2 separate regions of the Homo sapiens genome follow, and region 2 is linked to region 1. A link is a loop called in an ENCODE intact Hi-C map of the cell type or tissue named here. Cell type or tissue: sigmoid colon. All regions are shown on one strand.

Region 1 (2,500 bases):
CTCAGCAGTCTCCCGGGGCTCACCCCCCTCCATGAGGGGGCCACCGTGCATGGGGCCTGCCAGACTTAAGGGACGGGCACGTAAGTGGCATGGTATGAACAAGTCAGGTGGGGCAGACGACATCCTCTGAGGCACAAGGGCCAGGCCATGATCCTGACTCCCAGGACAGCCTGAGGGAAAGACACAGCGACAGTTTCCACACTACCAGGAGGAGCAAGGCCCTGGGGCCGGGTGGGGACGGGGCTGGAGCTCCTTAGGGAAACCTGGGTGACCTGGTGAGGGAAGAGCTCTCGGCTGCTTTGCCAGGCCCCTGCCCACCTGCAGGAAGTGAAGGGCAGCGGGGGGGCCAGCTCCTCCAAAGCCCTAGGCCCAGCTGCCCAGTTTGGTAGCAGCTTCCCCCATGCCACAGCCGCACACTCAGAACACCCCACCTCGTGAGAAAAACCTTGCCTCGGTGCCAATGGCCCCAGCGTGCTCCAGCCTGTTACTTGAAAGCCAAGGAATGCCTTTTCCAGTATGATCCGGTCACAGTCAGCGCCCTTTTTAAGGAGTGGAAATTATTCCCCCATTCTCACCACACAGAATATATTTATACTTGCAAAAACATTCCCGTGAGTTTCAAAGGAAAGCAAACTTCCACGAATTCTCAGGGGATCCCTTCTGTTCCACAAAAGCTATTACAGTGGTGGTCACATGTGGCCAACTCAAATACAAGCCAGATCCAGTGTCTCCAGCGGGAGACGTGTGCGTGTGTCACAGGTGTGTGTGTGCACAGCACAGGAGTTGTGTGTGTGTGTCACTGGACATGCACGTGGCACGGGAGGCCTGAGTGTGGCACAGAAACCCTCACTCCAATCCCAGAAGCGCCCAGACCTCAGCACACACCCCGCGCCCTGGACATCCTGCTTCTTATTGCAGCAGCTTCCTTCCTCCTTTGGGGCCTGGAAGGGCCCCCCAAGCCCAGCCCAGCCAAGCCGCCAGAGCAGGCCGTTGAGTTCGGCAGCCATCCTCCCAGCCACCGCCTCAGCTCAGGGCAAACGCACGAAGAAAGACCCTTAAGGTGCAGCCCACCTTAAGAGTCTGGCTGAAACTATCACTTGAGAAGATCTTTATGATTTTGCTTTTAGAGCTATTTGGCTAAAATTAATCCACACAATTTACGTTTACCTTGGATTTGTAGGCAGTCATCCCACATACTCAGGAGTTCTTGTAAAGTGACAAAATCTAACCTACAAATTGTAACCACTTTTTTCAAGATAAATGATTTCAACATTGGTAACAAAAATCACTAAATTATAATGCTGATCTTGGAAAAGACAGACATCCAGGCAGAAACTGGCTGGGAAACCCGGAGGGAACACTGGTATCACTGCGCCCCCTGCTGGGTGCCCTGCCCAGACCCTCCAGCCCTGGATGGGAAATGTGCATTTCTGGAAAGGGGCGGAGAGCAGGCCGCCTGCATCACCCCGGCTGGCTCCCATCCCAGCCCAACCTAGGCCTTCAAAGGCTCAGGGATCAAAGATGGACGAATCCCACTGCATCCCTGTCACCCTGCAGAGAGACACGGTGGAAAGGCTCTGGGGGCTCAGTGACCTGGCTTGGTGGAGCAGCTCTGAACCAGCGTCAAAGGGCGGTCGTTATTGTGTTAGTGGCGATCCTATAGGAGACCGTATTTCTGAGTCTTACAAGAGGCTTTACCATATCAGTGTGATGTATTAATCATTAATGGTTTGATCTAATGCTCCTTTGAATATTATCCCAGTAAGAGGTGTGGATTCAATCTCTAGAAATACGTTTATTAGGGGGGAACCAAGTGCAGGGTTTCTCTGCAATGTCCCAAAATAATGTCAAAGCCTCTCATTCATGAAACTGAATGAGCAGTGAAGAAGAGCCTTGCTCACACCCGAGGCCACCCACTGGATGTGACAATTCACCACCGCCATATGCCCGGGTGGAGATGCCTGTCGGGCCTTACGTGCACACATAGGACACTTCAGTAGATGGGTAACAGTGCCTGTGGCTGCAGAGCCCTGAAAGGGATCAGCCGGGTCTAATAAAAGGATGCAGATTCTCCAGAACAACACAGTGCTTCCTACACCCCATTTCCTGCACAGCGCTTCAGAGCTTCTCACCCTGAGGCCAGAGCCATCCTTCTCAAACAGACCAAGCCGCATTACATCCTCCAGATGGCTGGGGCTTCCCGCTGCCCTGAGGGCGAAGGGCCTGAACAGCGACCCTCCATACCTGCTACACGGGCACCGTCCATGCCAAGCGCCTCCCAGGCACCCTGCGAAAGTAGTCATTCAAGAGAACTGACAGCCGCAGGTCGGGGTGGCGCTCTCCTCCCTGCCAGCTCCAACATTAACTAGCAGGTTCCTTGTATTATTTTAGTATAAGCCAGTGAGAACCCAGAACTCTGCAGGACAGGTGGAGTTAGGAGGGCTGTGCATATGTGTCTTGTTTTGCTTTTTTTTTTTTTTTTTGCCTGAAATCACAAGAA
Region 2 (2,500 bases), 240 kb before region 1:
AAGTGACTCAAGCCTGGTGCGCCTCGGGTCACACCCTGAAAAATGGGGTGACAGCCCTTCCCTGCCGGGAATGCAACGACAAGCCCTCAGCCCGGTGCGGGCCCCAGGAGGCTCTCAGATCCGGGCATCCTCAGGCCGCCTCCAGGGCTCACCGCCAAGGGCTCCAGTTCTAGGTCTCAGTTTCCCCAACAGCACAAGGCGCGGCTGGGCTCCAGCGCTGTGGGATTTTTCCAGCCCCGCACAGAGGCTGTCAGATCCCGGAGGGTGGGTGCGGCGGGAAAGGCAGGGGTGCGACGCGCAGGGGCGAGGGGCTGGAGACGCGCAGAGATCGGGTCGGGGCCGGGTCTGACACATGCGGGCTCCGGGTCCCCAGATCTGCTGCGGAGAGTCCTGGGCGCCGAGGGTCGGCCTGACGCCCCCAACCCAGGCGCTGCCAGAGCGGCGCAAGGGCGGCGCCCCCAGCTGCAAAGCCCCGCCTATCATCTCACCTCTGCGTGCCTAGGTCTGCTGGGGCCCCGGCCCTTCGCCCGGACCCCAGGCCCCCGCGCGGACCCTGACCGCTTTCTGCAGCCTGGAACAACCCGGACCCCCGTGAGAAGCAAAGAAGGGGCGCCTTCCAGACATCCTGGCGCAGCCACGCCGGCCGGCGCGCTGGGAAAGGATCCCCGGCCCGCGCCACTGAGCTACGCGCTCCGGGCGCAGGGCAGAGGGCTGCGCTCTGGCCCCTCGGGGCTGCAAAATCCTGGAGCAAAAGTTGGGTGGAGCCGCTGGGTGATTTTCCCCGGCGTTGCAGGTGCAGCCTCCGAATGCCACCCAGCCCTTGCGGCGCCGCGAGCCAGCGCGGGGACCCGTTGGTCCCTCGGTCCCCAGCACCCACCTGCACTCATCTCAGCAGCCGCTCGGAGTCGGGGCGGCCCGGCGCTGCGACAGCCAGACCCTCGGGCCCGCAGGTGCCGCGCCCGCGCTATCCTCCGCCCGCCCGCCGGCTCCGCGCCCGCTCCTTGCGCACACGCCAGGCAGCGCCGCCGCAGCCCCACGGCGCGCAGGCCACGCCCGTGCCACGCCCACTCTCACGCCCCTCCTGGCGGCCCCGCCCCGCGCCCCCGCTGCCGCCCGGGAGCACCCTGGGAAGTGTAGGCACCTCGACGCCACCGCTCCGCCTGGCTCCCCAGCTGCGGGGCGATCGGACTACAAGTCCCAGCACGCTTCGCGGCCAGCGCAGGCGCAGACGGGCGACGGCGGCTGAGGCCTTTCGCAATCGTTCTTAGATCTCTGCAGAGCTGTCGCCACGGCCTGAGGGGCGACGTGGGGACTGCCGCTCACGGAATCCGGGAGTCGCTAGGAGAGCGGCGCAGGGAAAAGCGAGCTTGGTGCAGCTCTTCTTGAGTAGTCGAGCTACAAGGCGCCTGAAGACCTTCTGGGCCAACTCTTCTTTACCAGTTTACAGAGAGGGAAACTGAGGCGGGGGCGGTGCTCGGGCAGGATTAGCCCGCATCCGTCGGCGAGGCTTGCACTGGTGGGGATTCGTGCGCAGGTTTCCTGCCTCCGGGCTTGGGCTGTCCGCGCCTCGCCACCCACCCCAGGCTCCCGTCGCTCCTCGCCGGCTGGCGCCCAGCTGGGGGGTGCACCGGGAGAGGTGGCGCGGCTCACTTCGGCGCAGTCCCCGGCCCCAGCCTCCACGGTGACCGGCTACCCTGTGACATCAGGCGCCCAGCACAGGGCCTGGACGCGGGTGCAGGAGAGGGAGTCAGGGAACGGGGAGGAGCAGGGGTCCCCACTGTGTGCCTGGTGCGACAAAAGGCGAGCTGCAGAGAGGTCGGGAGGAGCCGGCAAACACAAGGATGCCCACCAGGCGCGGAGGGCCTGGGCTGGAGGAGCATTTAGGATGCAGAATCGCGGGAACCTGGCATGGAGAGAGAGGCCAAGGACTTTTGGCTTGGGCCAGGGCTGTTTGGAGATGCTTTCAACAAGTGGAAGAAGATTGGGCACAGAAAATGTAGACTGAATGGAACACTGAGGCAGGAGCAGGTACTCCTCCCCCTCCCTCAGCAGCAGCCATCTCCCCCAAGAGGGGCCAGGATGGGAGGCCAGGAGTACAGTGGCTCAGTGGGGGAGCTGAAGTCCTGGGGAACCAGCCAAGCCCCACACACCCTAGAAATCCAGGAGGCCCAGCTAGGTGATTCTGCCCGCAGCCGCAGGGTTCCCATGCCAGTCCACTGGGATCTTGTGCCATGTAATTGAGGGGGCGCCAGATCTAAGGATCAGTGAACTAATGTGTGCCATGACCCAGTGTGAGTTGAGATCAATAAATGTCTTTGCTTTGCTATTATTATTCTCTGTGGCTAACATAGGGCCTGGCACAGAGCAGGCAGTCTGCAAATATCTGTTGAATAAACGGAGAGAAGGATAGAGGGGAGGGGAGAGTGCTGGCACCTGGCACTCCTGGATCATAGCCTGAGAGGTAGGCCAGGCACCCACCTGCCGTAGGTACACCCTGCTG

The links. Peaks named below come from ENCODE experiments on the same cell type or tissue, not always from the same donor. Only the 100,000 strongest peaks of a DNase experiment are listed, where the experiment ranks them.
Region 2: it touches region 1 in a loop (2.7-fold over the local background); 6 of 110 quality-filtered maps call a loop at or near these places.

The regions. Positions count from the first base shown.
Region 1 is chr4:8,401,970-8,404,469 of GRCh38, forward strand. The region is part of intron 7 of ACOX3 (acyl-CoA oxidase 3, pristanoyl); the gene reads right to left. Among named protein-coding and RNA genes, the nearest start is that of ACOX3, 38 kb to the right of the region's middle. RefSeq lists a silencer at 1,455-1,652. In sigmoid colon, CTCF peaks have their summits at 1,378 (motif pointing left) and 1,578; DNase peaks (open chromatin) are centred at 412, 888 and 1,392.
Region 2 is chr4:8,157,803-8,160,302 of GRCh38, forward strand. ABLIM2 (actin binding LIM protein family member 2) reads right to left here and starts at 1,011. Exons shown (of 21, transcript NM_001130083.2): 1 at 878-1,011. The coding sequence starts at 887. RefSeq lists silencers at 728-1,217, 1,558-1,617. In sigmoid colon, no CTCF peak of the experiment used is centred here; DNase peaks (open chromatin) are centred at 206 and 1,169; H3K4me3 peaks cover 2,273 bases; H3K27ac peaks cover 330 bases; H3K27me3 peaks cover 678 bases.